Linked DNA regions of Homo sapiens: regions 2, 3 and 4 are each linked to region 1. Evidence: chromatin contacts called from ENCODE Hi-C or POLR2A ChIA-PET data. All regions are on one chromosome and are shown on one strand. The core of a region is the stretch at or near the end of the contact, and the rest is flanking DNA. Distances in the headings are between cores, read along the strand shown. Region 1 overlaps CDKAL1 (CDKAL1 threonylcarbamoyladenosine tRNA methylthiotransferase). Region 2 overlaps CDKAL1 (CDKAL1 threonylcarbamoyladenosine tRNA methylthiotransferase). Region 3 has its middle 73 kb from the start of LINC00581. Region 4 has its middle 160 kb from the start of LINC00581.

Evidence for each region. A loop is a pair of places that touch in the nucleus more often than their neighbours do. ChIA-PET counts read pairs that join two places held with the same protein, here RNA polymerase II (POLR2A). Pooled maps may share reads with other maps.
Region 2: a pooled map shows a loop between it and region 1 (4-fold over the local background). The contact joins two enhancer-like sites. A Hi-C loop is called at or near these places in 1 of 168 maps with a recorded cell type or tissue (A673), 11 of 37 single-sample maps with no recorded cell type and 3 of 50 pooled maps. POLR2A ChIA-PET finds 5 or more read pairs at or near these places in 3 of 52 experiments (GM12878, H1 and activated naive CD4-positive, alpha-beta T cell).
Region 3: a map with no recorded cell type shows a loop between it and region 1 (14-fold over the local background). The contact joins two enhancer-like sites. A Hi-C loop is called at or near these places in 29 of 37 single-sample maps with no recorded cell type and 9 of 50 pooled maps.
Region 4: a loop to region 1 is called in a map of MCF 10A, with 11 times the contacts of the local background. The contact joins two enhancer-like sites. A Hi-C loop is called at or near these places in 1 of 168 maps with a recorded cell type or tissue (MCF 10A), 2 of 37 single-sample maps with no recorded cell type and 2 of 50 pooled maps.

What each region holds. Positions count from the first base shown.
Region 1 is chr6:20,563,505-20,566,440 of GRCh38, forward strand. The region is part of intron 4 of CDKAL1 (CDKAL1 threonylcarbamoyladenosine tRNA methylthiotransferase); the gene reads left to right. Among named protein-coding and RNA genes, the nearest start is that of CDKAL1, 31 kb to the left of the region's middle. Within about 2 kb of position 1,412, at least 4 of the 41 ENCODE cell types and tissues checked have a DNase peak (open chromatin) inside an H3K27ac peak, as active enhancers do; they include A673 and GM12878, where a contact is called at or near this core.
Region 2 is chr6:21,187,090-21,190,044 of GRCh38, forward strand. All of the region lies in intron 13 of CDKAL1 (CDKAL1 threonylcarbamoyladenosine tRNA methylthiotransferase), which reads left to right. Among named protein-coding and RNA genes, the nearest start is that of LINC00581, 320 kb to the right of the region's middle. Within about 2 kb of position 1,567, at least 4 of the 41 ENCODE cell types and tissues checked have a DNase peak (open chromatin) inside an H3K27ac peak, as active enhancers do; they include A673 and GM12878, where a contact is called at or near this core.
Region 3 is chr6:21,437,139-21,440,226 of GRCh38, forward strand. No RefSeq gene overlaps it. Among named protein-coding and RNA genes, the nearest start is that of LINC00581, 73 kb to the right of the region's middle. Within about 2 kb of position 1,478, at least 4 of the 41 ENCODE cell types and tissues checked have a DNase peak (open chromatin) inside an H3K27ac peak, as active enhancers do.
Region 4 is chr6:21,347,338-21,350,361 of GRCh38, forward strand. No RefSeq gene overlaps it. Among named protein-coding and RNA genes, the nearest start is that of LINC00581, 160 kb to the right of the region's middle. Within about 2 kb of position 1,339, at least 4 of the 41 ENCODE cell types and tissues checked have a DNase peak (open chromatin) inside an H3K27ac peak, as active enhancers do.

The DNA of each region.
Region 1 (2,936 bases), core at 162-2,661:
TTTGTTAATTTTTTTTTAGTTTTATAGAGATGGTGTCTCACTGTGTTGCCCAGTCTGGTCTTGAACTCCTGACCTCAACTGATCCTCCCATCTCAAATTCCCTAGTCACTGGGATTACAGGCATGAGCCACCACACCTAGCCAACGAGGGCTTTTTTTTTTTCTCATTAACATAGAGATATGAAGAATACTATATTGGATTAAAAGTTTTTGCATTTGTGAAGTGTAAGCAGCTGTGTGAATGTAGTCAATGTGTATTCTTCATTTAATAAACATAAGTATCTTTTCCTTTCCAAATTATACAAAAAATACTAAAAGCAATCAAACGATTTTTACAGAATCTTAACTAATATAAAAATTTGTTCATTGCTTATAATACAGAATAATTATATAACTTGGCTCATTATCTAAGCTTAATGAATTAATGTTGGAATGTAAAAACGAGCAATTTTAAGCCAGCGATGGCTCAATCATTTTTAACTGAGGGATTTTGGGATCAATTACTAAAATGTTCTGAGCCTCAGTGTCTTTAAAATGTAATGATGCTCTATTAATCTCATGAAATTGAAGTGAAAACAAATGTGAGGTAATATGTTTTTGGAAATATTTATAAGTTTAAAAATAGCCTGCTTGGTACTTGTGCCTGTAATGCTAGCTACTCAGGAGGCTGAGACAGGTGAATTACCTGAGGCCAGGAATTTGAGTCTGTCCTGTGCAACATAGCAAGACCCCATCTCCAAAAAAGCTAATATATTTATAAAGCTTAAATGTTATAAAATGATAAACTGATGGTTTTTGAATTCTTTGCTCTACTCACCTTTCATCTGTTAAAGATGTTTTTGTACAATTTAGCTCAGTTCCTAAATATACCAAAAGATGGCACTGTTTACCTATGTTTAATATTTTAATTTGCATTTTTTGATGAAAAAGTGTGTTGAATGTTTTATCTACAAATGTTTTAAATTGAGGTTATTTTTTTACATTTAATTTTCTGTTTTGTAAATGGATCTTTAATTCATGTAAAGTTTACTAGGACCAGGTTTCATTTTTATTTTGAAATGGTTTGGAAATTCAGATATTTAACAATCATTTTGTAGATATAAACTCCTGTGTGATCCATTGTAATTAATGATAAAACCTTGTATTAATGTGACAGCTAATGTTTCATGGAAAACCTAGTTGCTTTTGTATAACAAAAACCATTAAATTTTTTAAGCCTCTGAAAACAGTCCAGTGATTAAAACATGACAGCCACAAATAAATTATTTATGTGGCTTTTAGGTCACACTGCCCAGGTTTATTCATTTTAGAAAGTTATTTTATCTTAAAAGTACCTTTGAAAATGTAGCAAAACCTTTCATTGCTTGAATTTCCTACTCACAGTTGTGTGATGAGAGGAGAATCTAGGTCCAGGTCCTGCGAAGAGCTTCTCTGGGTGAGAAATGCAAAAATTAGATAATATGAATTTGACTTGAAGTGAGGGTTATTTATATAGCAGGATGTGGTGAATACACTTCCCATACAGTTAGACGGAAACCTCCTGATTGTTCATTTATACAGCCTATTACATCCAATGTAGTTTATGACCTAGAAAGAGAATACAAGTAGGATATTTTTTTATCCCATCAAAGCTATCTATATATATATATATTTTTAAATGAACAGCATTTGTCAGTGATTTTTACAGGGGTGAAAAAGCACAAGACAGTTCCATTACTATTATAAAATGTTTTACTTTTGTTGTGGGGGTAAGTTTAGAAGTCCAAGATATAATAATTTCAGATGTGCTTCTACTGTTTCCTTTACTTAAAAGTAGGGACTATTTTGAGGCAATATAATTTGTATGTTTCAGTTTTTATTTCTCTCTGAAAATCACTTTTTAGGGTACCATGCCTTGGAAAGAAAGTTTACATTTTTTTCCGTTAAAAACCCATCCTCCTAACTCTGAAATGACTGTCTCAGTTACTAAATGTATATAGCTTGGGGGAAGTGAAGGCACAGTTGGCAGTTAGAGGTTTGTTTTTATGTTCATGGGAGTATATGTGCTTATATTTAAATGTTCACTCTTCTAGCAGGGTTTGTTGATGTTAGTAATATGCTACATATGCGATTTGTCTGAATTGTTTAAAAATGCATAATTACAGGAGGATTTGATTATTCAGCAACAGTTCCAGTAGCTAAAGACTATCATATAGATATTTTCTTCCAGTATTTGACAGTGGTTCTGTGAGCTATGAGTAGCATAAAAAATAAAAAGAAGATACTGTGACTCTTTAATACCCTAGAGGCCGTAGTCTTAGGATATTCTTACTGTAGAGATGAAAAAACAGGGCTTCATTAACAAACTGAACTGCTATTTCACCTCTTTTAGTAGATGTGTAATTCTGTGGGTTTGGTAAATAACAAAGGCTTTTTTCCTAAATGATTTAATGCTTTCAGATTTTTGTGGGAAAATTAGAAAAAGCAAAAATGCACTCAGTGATTTTTTTTTTAAACCCCTTTGTTTCTGGACAAATGGACAAAGATAGTTAAGTGTCCCAAAAATGGTTTTAACAGGCTTCCCTCTCCAACCCCATACATACCCTGGCTGTCCATAATTCCAATTTTGGGTAGGTAGTAAAATGTGATATTAGACTACGAGTATTTTCCCTCCAAATAATACTTGTGATTAAAAGAAATGCAATCAAATAGCATTATATATTCGTTATGAAAGAAAGATCTGTCATGCAGATTTTGCCTGGTTCCTTTAGATGCCTTGTAATAATGTGCTAATTTATGCTGATGATCTTGCCTCATGACCCTTCTGTGTGGCCTAGATATGTTAATATGTTATAGCTTTTTAATTTCGATCCTCTGTGTTGGTTGAATATGCTTGTTAGTCCATAGTGCCACTCACTAGTCTGTGTCAAGAACTGAAAAAGAACAAGAAAAATGTAT
Region 2 (2,955 bases), core at 317-2,816, 620 kb after region 1:
TTGCACTGGTGTATGTTTGATAACACATCTCAATTGAGATTCGCCACATTTTAAGTGCCCAGTGGCCACATATGGCTAGGACTACTGTATACATGGTGCAGTTTTAAAGTAATTGGGTAATTCACCACTTGCCTAAAACAACTGGCAGGATAGAATCCATTTTTAACATTATAGATTAAATATTATGAGGTATGTGACCTTGACCAAGTCACTTAATCTCTAAGGGACCTGTATTCTCATCTGTAATATGAAGAGTTTGTCCTAAATGATCTCTGAAGTCCTCTCTTCTATCCAATCCAGCTCTGAATTCATGATTTTAAAAATTCTCATTTAGAAGTTGGGTAGGCTGGAGCTTATCCATCCTTTCTCATAATTTAGTATTTGAAAAGAAGCTTTCTTATGCCATAAAGATAATTAGAAAGCGTCCTGCATACCACACCCACACCTTTTTTTCTTCCAAATGTCTGAATCTTTCTTGGAATTATTCTGAGTTTTATACCATTGGTAATGCCTGGTGGTGTAGCTCACTGAGTTGCCTGACTCCCCATGCTTTTGGAATGAGGACTTGGAGCAATGAAGGTGTGAGGGAAGTTGGCAAGTAGTTACTGCAGATTACTAGATTACATAAACAATCTCTCTCTCCAATGCTTTTGCTTTTGCTTTTCTCTTTTTTTAAATTTGGCTTACTTTTTGTGTCGTCAGTGAAACAAAACTTCTACAAGCACCTTCCAAGAAAGTGACCTATTAAATGTTATCACTGGTCACTTATGTACCTTTTGGGGATGGGGAATGTATGAAAAAAATTTTTTCCCAGAAGCACAGCCCAGTTTCATACATATTTTTGCCCATTTGTGAAAAAAAAGGACATTTCCTTATTTTAGTGTTTATTCGTTGAAAATTAAGTGAAACTTTTTTCACATATGTGCTGTATGTAGATAATTTAGATTTTTGGTTTTGAATTGCTTTTTTAGCAGTTTGTTTTTCTGTTGGGAACATTTATTGTTTTCTTACTGTTTTGTAAAGGCTCTTCATATTATATAACCTATAACATGTCATTAGTATATATGTCATACTTGCAATTTTTTTCTATTTGCTTTTTGACTTTGTTTATGACAATCTTAATATACTTTTTTTAATCAGTAGTTAAAAACTTCTCATTTATGGCAACATAGCATTATGTTAAAAATGTTTCATCAACACGTTACATGTCTAATAATTTATATTTCCTCCAAGTATTTTGTGGCTTCTTCTTTTTCATCTTTTCAACTGACAAATAAAATTGTATCTATTTAAGATGCACAACCTACTTTTATGAGTAGGTCCCTTTCTGAGAATCTGCTCTCAAAGAAGACTGGCCTAGACTTGCCAAGTAATGGCTGAGAGAGACCAGTGGGAATAGATCAAGAGGGTGGAAGTGAACGGAAATTCTGTTCAATTTTTAGGTTTGCGCTTTTCATAAAAAAGTTCTACACTTATATCCAGTGTTGGCTCCATGGGCCCTTTCCATGAATCAGATCTCATGGATAGATCTTACTGGCAGTATCTGGCCATAGAACTTCAGTTTTCAATATTGAGCACTTTCCCAGGCTGCCTGGGCATGACAGAGCTTGCCCAGTGTGGGGAAAAACAGACCTGATGTACTTTGTGCCGGCTCTGTGATAGGAGGGTCAACTTGTTTGGGTTTGTTGAGAGGGTAGATTTCATGTTATATGTTCTTACCACAATTTTTTTTTTTAATTCCACAAAAAGCTTTATAGGCAATACCTTTGAATGCTCTAGAATACTCAGAATGTACAGGCAGGTGGTTAAAATGCAGCTGCTTTTTGAACTGGCAGTTTAGGTAGCACTAGATTTGGATCCCTGACGCCAGGCAGGAAGGCATCAGTGTGGCATTTCCTGTGTAACTATTTGCTCTTACTATTGGCTCTCGATCAGCAGATGAAAATAGCTTTGTTACTAAGAATGGGATTTTGCCCCCAGCTGGGAAGAGACTACCTCGGATTGTCTTCCTCTTACTGGGGTAGACACGGCTAGAAGAAAACCAACCAGCGTGAAGAAAAGCACAAGGAGATTCTTGTTAGAAGAAACTTCATGGTCTGATTCAGTAGAACTGCCTCGGGCCTGGTCTTTGTATCTTGTATCACTGCACAAAGAAGGGAAGAATAACTTTTGAAAAGCCAAATTGTTTTACAATTTTTCTTTCTACTTAGGTTATTTCTGAAATGCAAAGAAAGAAGAAATAAAGCTACTAAGATACTCATGGCAATTAATAGATAAGCATATATACTTAAAAATATGGCTACTCCACTTCAAAGGAACATTCTTCCCCTTTTGAGTACATTTATATCTATTAATAAGTGTATCTAAAGAATTTTTTTTCCACAGAGGACAATGTTTTCAAATAATCTAATGAATGCCTTTTTTTGTCATTGTTTAAGAATCAGTTAACCAGTCTAGCGCTTTGAGAATAAACTGTCCAACATCTTCTCTTAAGAACCCTTAAGTAGACCAACAAATTGATGGCTAGCATTTTGAATACGATGGACTTAAAGGCTCATTACTTGTTTTCTATGCTATCATCATTTTTGACACACATTCTTGTGTCATGGCCCTATTTCATTATAGAATGGCATTGTGGAGTAAGGATGATATTAAATTTTAATGTTATTGCTATTATTACTGTTGACCGTTTTTAGCATAAGTATGCCTGGTTCTTTAATTCCAGCTTCTGCAGGGCCAGAAAATAGAAGTGAGCATAAACAGTCAGGAAAATTACTGTATACCCAGGAGACCCAGCATCGCGTGCTCTGCCTGTTGTGAATGAGGAATCAAAATGGAAAGGTTATCATTTTCATTAGCTAGGAAAGAACAAGACCATACTTTTCTCCAAGTGTAATTACAGCGGTTCACTGGCAACATTACACTGCAGTAATTAGTCTAAAGGTGTATGTGAGG
Region 3 (3,088 bases), core at 228-2,727, 870 kb after region 1:
TTGCCCAGGCTGAATGCAATGGCGCCATCTTAGCTCACTGCAACCTCCGCCTCCCGGGTTCAAGCAATTCTCCTGCCTCAGCCTCCCGAGTAGCTAGGATTACAGGCACACGGCTAATTTGTGTATTTTTAGTAGAGACAGAGTTTCACCATGTTGGTCAGGCTGGTCTCAAACTCCTGACATCAGGTGATCCACCCGCCTTGGCCTCCCAAAGTGGTGGAATTACAGTCGTGAGCCACCACGCCCGGCCTAATGTATCTATTTATATCTAAAAAATGATGCCACACAGTAGTCGCATGTTAGTTAGACACATGGAAACAAAAACAGTGATGAGATTTTTAAGTGGATAATCCAAGGAGTAGAAACGAAGGGTCAGGAGGGATTGCAGCGGTGGGCTGTAATTTTTCATTATAGGGCTTGTAGAATTGTTTGATTTTTAAAAATTATGTACACATTTCATTTTGATAAAATAGCAAATTAAGTGGAAACCAAAAAAATAAATAAATGAACTTTCAAGTGACTGGTAGGCAGCTGGTGCACAGCATCTGCCACCACCAGCAATAGTCATGTGTTCGACACATGCCCTGGTGGCAAGAGGAATTTCCAGCTGAGACATTGCCATAACCAACTCAGTTTTCCCTTTTGATTAGTATTCATCCTTCATGCCTGCATGCTTGTGGTTAGCACACAAACTGAAAAAAAAAGTGCATGGAAAAGTTGGATCCAGAGTCTCAGACACTGCAGGTGTTCTCCGAGTTGTTAGTCTCCATTCTAATACAGTCCAATAAGGACCACAAACATCAAACATAATGGAGAACTGCCTGCAACCAAAGCCAGGGCATGGAAAAATTGCTCATTAAAAATTATTCTGCGGTTACAGTTTTGAACTGGCATGGATAAAAAGTGGAGCAGAGGCCGGGTGCAGTGGCTCATGCCTGTAATCCCAGCACTTTGGGAGGCCGAGGCAGGCGGATCACAAGGTCAAGAGATCGAGACCACCCTGGCCCACATGCTGAAACCCCATCTCTACAAAAAATATAAAAATTAGCTGGGCGTGGTGGTGCGCCTGTAATCCCAGCTACTCAGGAGGCTGAGGCAGGAGAATCGCTTGAACCCGGGAGGCAGAGGTTGCAGTGAGACAAGATCGCGCCACTGCACTCCAGCCTGGTGACAAAGTGAGACTCTGTCTCAAAAAAAAAAGTGGAGCAGATGGTCATATTCAACATGGTGAAAGGCTCTGTGAAAGCAAAACAGAAACCATACACCCGCAATGGCCACCAAAACGGCTGCTGACATACGATCACTCTTTTCTTGATGCTGCTCTCTGTGCTTTAAATGTATTTTCTCTTTGAAATGATCACTTTCAAGTGTGTTTATTAAATTCTGTCTCCCATGTTAGGTTGACAGGAAGTATGTAGTATTTGGGAAAAGGCACAGGAGGCAAAAATAAGATACTAGATATCAAGGGATGTGTTGGATTACTCAGGACAGGCTAGGATATGCCACAATAAAGAAAAACCCCAAACCTCTGTGACTTAACGTTTCCCACCGCATATGCAAAGTGGGTCTGCAGAGGGCCTCTGATGATCTAAGTACCTCAAAGTTCTAGAGTGGTGCATATTGCCATGATCAGTTCCTCTCAAAGCTGACTCAAAGCGATGTGTCTCACTTCTGCTCATATTTCATTAGTCAAAGCCATTCATGTGGTCATGTCTAAATTTAAAAAGGTGAAAGAAGGCAATGTTATCCAGAAAGAGAGCTGGAATACTTGTGAACTCTTCCAACTCAATCCAGTATTCCCTCTGCTCTAAAACATAGCTATATAGCACATAGAATATAAATTAGTTACGTTTATTTTTATCCAAAGTATACTTTTCCTAGATATGTCTTACTCCAGAAAATTATTATCCTTTAAAGGCAGATGATGAATCTGGCTAGAGGAGGAGGGCCTGGAAGGTTATATGAGGTACTAACGTTATGTAAAGTGATGTGGTTTCCTTTTTCTCTTCCTGTGGTTGAATGATGTAGCACACTATTTGCAGACCAATCCTGGTCTTCCTTAAGTGGTTTCTATAACAAGATAATTTTCTTTCACCAATCACTAACCAATTTATTTTCACTTCCAAGTGGAGCCTTATTTGTGCCTCAATTTTAGAGATTGTGAGTTTAAAAGAACACCACCTTCTGCCTGTTTAAGAAATAACCCAAGGTGCCCTGGAAATAAAAATGCAAATGCACGAATGGGAAAGCTTTATTTAGCTAAATCTCAAAGCAACAGTTGTGCTTTGAGAAGAAGTTAAGGGAAGAGGAGTGGCAGGACTGGACATTCAAAGAAGGATAATTTTCAGAATGAGATAGTGTGGAGTGGAGGAGGAATAGAGATTTCCATCCCTGGGCACGAAATAAGGAAACGTATTTTTCTGCAGTTATTTGTGAAGAACTTCAGTGATAAGCACTGTGCTTCTCCTTAAATAAAGACTGAAACAGAGAAGTAGCAGTTCCAAATACTTAGCCAAAGTTCCCAAAACCTTTGATCCAACAATTCTAAATACTTAGTGCATCAAATCCAACTACAGTCACAACTCTGTGCTAAAACTCAAGCAACAAGAAAGCTGAAATAATCAGAACTCTTTATTACCTTGGAATAAGAAAAAGCACATGGCAAATAAACCAGTTGAAATCGGGCACACCTTCAAAAGAAAAGCAATTCCCAGGGTGTTACAGGGTCAGGACCGCCTTTAGCCAATTTCTCAACTTTTTTAAAACACATGTTATGCTCAGGCAGAAATAAACTTCATTGAAATGAATTACTGTCTTAACTTTGTTCAGTTTGAACTTCAACATCTTTATGATGGAAGGTACCAACTAATCTGAATGGTAACTACAAGGCCCTTAACATAGGACTTAATGAGATTTGTTGTGTATATTTGTGGTGACTCCTCAAACTCAGGAGTGTGTGCCACAAGGTATAAGCCACTGATTAATTGTCTGAGAGCACCTCAGTTCTTCCTCACTGACATGCTGGTGACACATCACTGTCAGAGTCCGAAAAAGTGGCCTGAGCTGGTCTGCTCCGAATTCTCTTCTC
Region 4 (3,024 bases), core at 89-2,588, 780 kb after region 1:
GGAAACCAGGCTTTGAGAGGAGAGAAGGAGGCCAAGAGGACTGTCCCTAGGTATCTTGGAGGTAAGTCAGTCCACAGCAAAGACTGTGAGGAACATTCCCTTTCTACCTGCTTCAAAATTTCCCTCCCACAAATCCCTATTTCATTTCTGCTGTAGTGTCTTTCTCATTTCCTCACCTTTCTCAGTCCCATGCTGTCTGCACTCCACTTCCTACCCTTCTTCCCCATCCCAAAAGCTGACCAAGGCATTTTATTTAAGAGGAAAATAGAAATTATTTTCTCGACTGGGAGCGGTGGCTCACGCCTGTAATCCCAGCACTTTGGGAGGCCCAGGCAGGTGGATCACCTGAGGTCAGGAGTTTGAGACTAGCCTGGCCAACATAGTGACACCCTTGTCTCTACTAAAAATACAAAAACTAGCTGTGTGTGGTGGCACACGCCTATAATCCCAGCTCAGGAGGCTGAGGCAGGAGAATCACTTGAACACAGGAGGCAGAGGTTGCAGTGAGCTGAGATCGTGCCATTGCACTACACCTGGGTGACAAGAGTGAAACTCCATCTCAAAAAAAGAAAAAAAAAGAAACAATTTTTAACTTTGGAGAGTGCCAAAGACAGGTAGATAGATAGATAATAGATGATAGAAAGATAGATAGATAGATAGATAGATAGATAGATAGATAGATAGATAGATGATAGATAGATAAATATTTTACTCTTTGTATTTTTATAGCTCTGTTGACTTTGTCTTTCACTGTGTACCTCTCAAGGAGGGTATCCTTGTCTCTAAAAATGAACAACTATCTCTTTTGCTTAGGAACAGAATCACTTGCCCGATGCTGTGGTCTCTGCGACTCTATATTCAGAGCATTTTCTTCTCTGCTCTGCCCAGTGCCATCAAAGGGGTACACACCCTGGTGGAGCTTTAGGCAGAAAAGTCCATTTCCAGAGTAAGTACGAACACCCCCTCCCTGCCCTCTCTCTTTCCCTCTCCCGACTACCGGGTAGAGGGTGGAGATTCTTAGATGCTTCTAGGTACTATCTGATGCTTCTAGAGTATTATCTGCCTCTCGGTTTTGGTGGCCTAATTTGGGGTCCTGCGGCCCTACTTTGATGTCTTGGGGTAAAACCTGGGGTGGAAAGCTGATCCCTGGTATGTGCCAGGGAGGTGCTTCTGGAGAAGGCTGCAAAGGCAAGGTTGCCTCTGCAGAAACCACAGCCCTGGTGGATTCTGCAGAGCCAGACCTCTGGGGATCTTGTGACTGGAAACCCGAGCTTCTGCTGGTCTCACAGCCCTTCTCATAAGGGGCGGAGGGAGCAGGGAAGGAATGAGCTCACCCTTCCTCTCTCCGGCCGTCTTGGCCATGCCTGTGCCCTCGCTCACCTCCTTGTCACCCAGGCCCTTGGCAGGCTGGTGCTGTCAGGGTAGGAGGGTGCTGCAGTCACAAGCCTGCCAGATCCTACTTGTTGCTTTTGCAGAGTGTATAATCAGAGAATCAGGGGGAACTAGACAAACAGAAAGAACAAAGAAAGTCCTGAGATTTGGGCCAGTTTCTAGGAACTGAAAAATCTTTGCTAAAGTGAGGGTGTCTATGGATGATATGTTCTTGCATATGTTTGTGCTGACGTGTTTACTTATAGAGGCTTAACCATTAAATCATTTTACCCCCTGAGGATGCTCTCAGAGGCAACAAATCTCTGGGAATGAAATATATCATGGCAATAAAAACTACTCATGACAGGGAGGATGCTGCTGGAGCGTGTAAAATAAATTTTAAAAACTGGGTTAAAACAGTAGGAGGCATGATAGTCTAGCAGAAATAAAAATGACAGTTGGAGATTGTCAAATCTAGATCCTTTTTTCCTGAACAATCAATGAACTATTTTTAGCCTTTATTTTTCTAGTGGGTAAAAATGATGATAACCATGCTCTCTCTCCCAGTTCTTTCCCAGAGCTTCCTCATACTCCTCAAGTCTGGAATCAATACAATGTTAAAAAGAAAAAAGAGGTCATTAGTTGAGAATTGATAAATTGATTCAACAAACTGGGTTAAGAAGAAATGATAGGGCCAGGGGAGGGGGAAGGAGGAAATTTTAGGGAAATAGAGTGTACTTTCGTGGTCTTAAAGTTTCTTGTCATACGAAATCAGCTCTGATTTTTAGCCTGATATCAGTTAGTCAAGATTAATAATAATATTGACAATTTGAGTGACCTGTAATGTACCTGGCAGCATGCTGGAGGCTCTTTCTCATTAACTACTCAGTAATCACACTATCTCCCCAAGGAAAGTGTAACACTCCTTGTATTATAGATGATGGAATGGAGACTCAAAAGACCAGATAACTGCCTCAAAGTCTCATGCTAGTGTGTATTGGAGATTGGCCAGTATACCATGCAGTGGGTTAGTGGAAATACTGGGTATCTTCAGTGTTGATGTTCAAGCCTAGGTGTTCTGTGGGCCGTTCAGCTAGTTTCTTCCTTTCTTTCTTTTAGAGACAGGGTCTTGCTCTGCCACCTAGACTGGAGTGCAGTGGTGCAATCATAGCGTATTGCAGCCTCAACTTCCTGAGCTCAAGGGATCCTCCTGCCTCAGCCTCTTAAGTAGCTAGGGCTACAGGTATGCACCACCATGCCCAGTTATTTAAAAACAAATTTTTTGTTAGAGATGGGGATCTTGCTATGTTGCCCAGGCTGGTCTTGAACTCCTGGCCTTAAACAGTCCCCCAGGCTTGGCCTCCCAAAGCACTGGGATTATAGGTGTGAACGACTGTGCCCAGCCAACTCAGCTATTTTCTATCATCTACCACGTTTTCTTCTCCCAAAAAAGCCCTCCCATGTGCCTTCTATGCTTTCAAATCCTTAGCCACTTACCTAAGTCCATTGACAAAGACTCAGAACAGAGACTTGTCGTATGGGCAAATCCAGAGACCAGACTAGGTAAGTGTGGCGGCTGGCCCAATCTGTGGACTTGAGGGCCTTCTGGCTCCTGGATCTTCCTTTCCATACAGAGACAGGCCCCAAAGGGGA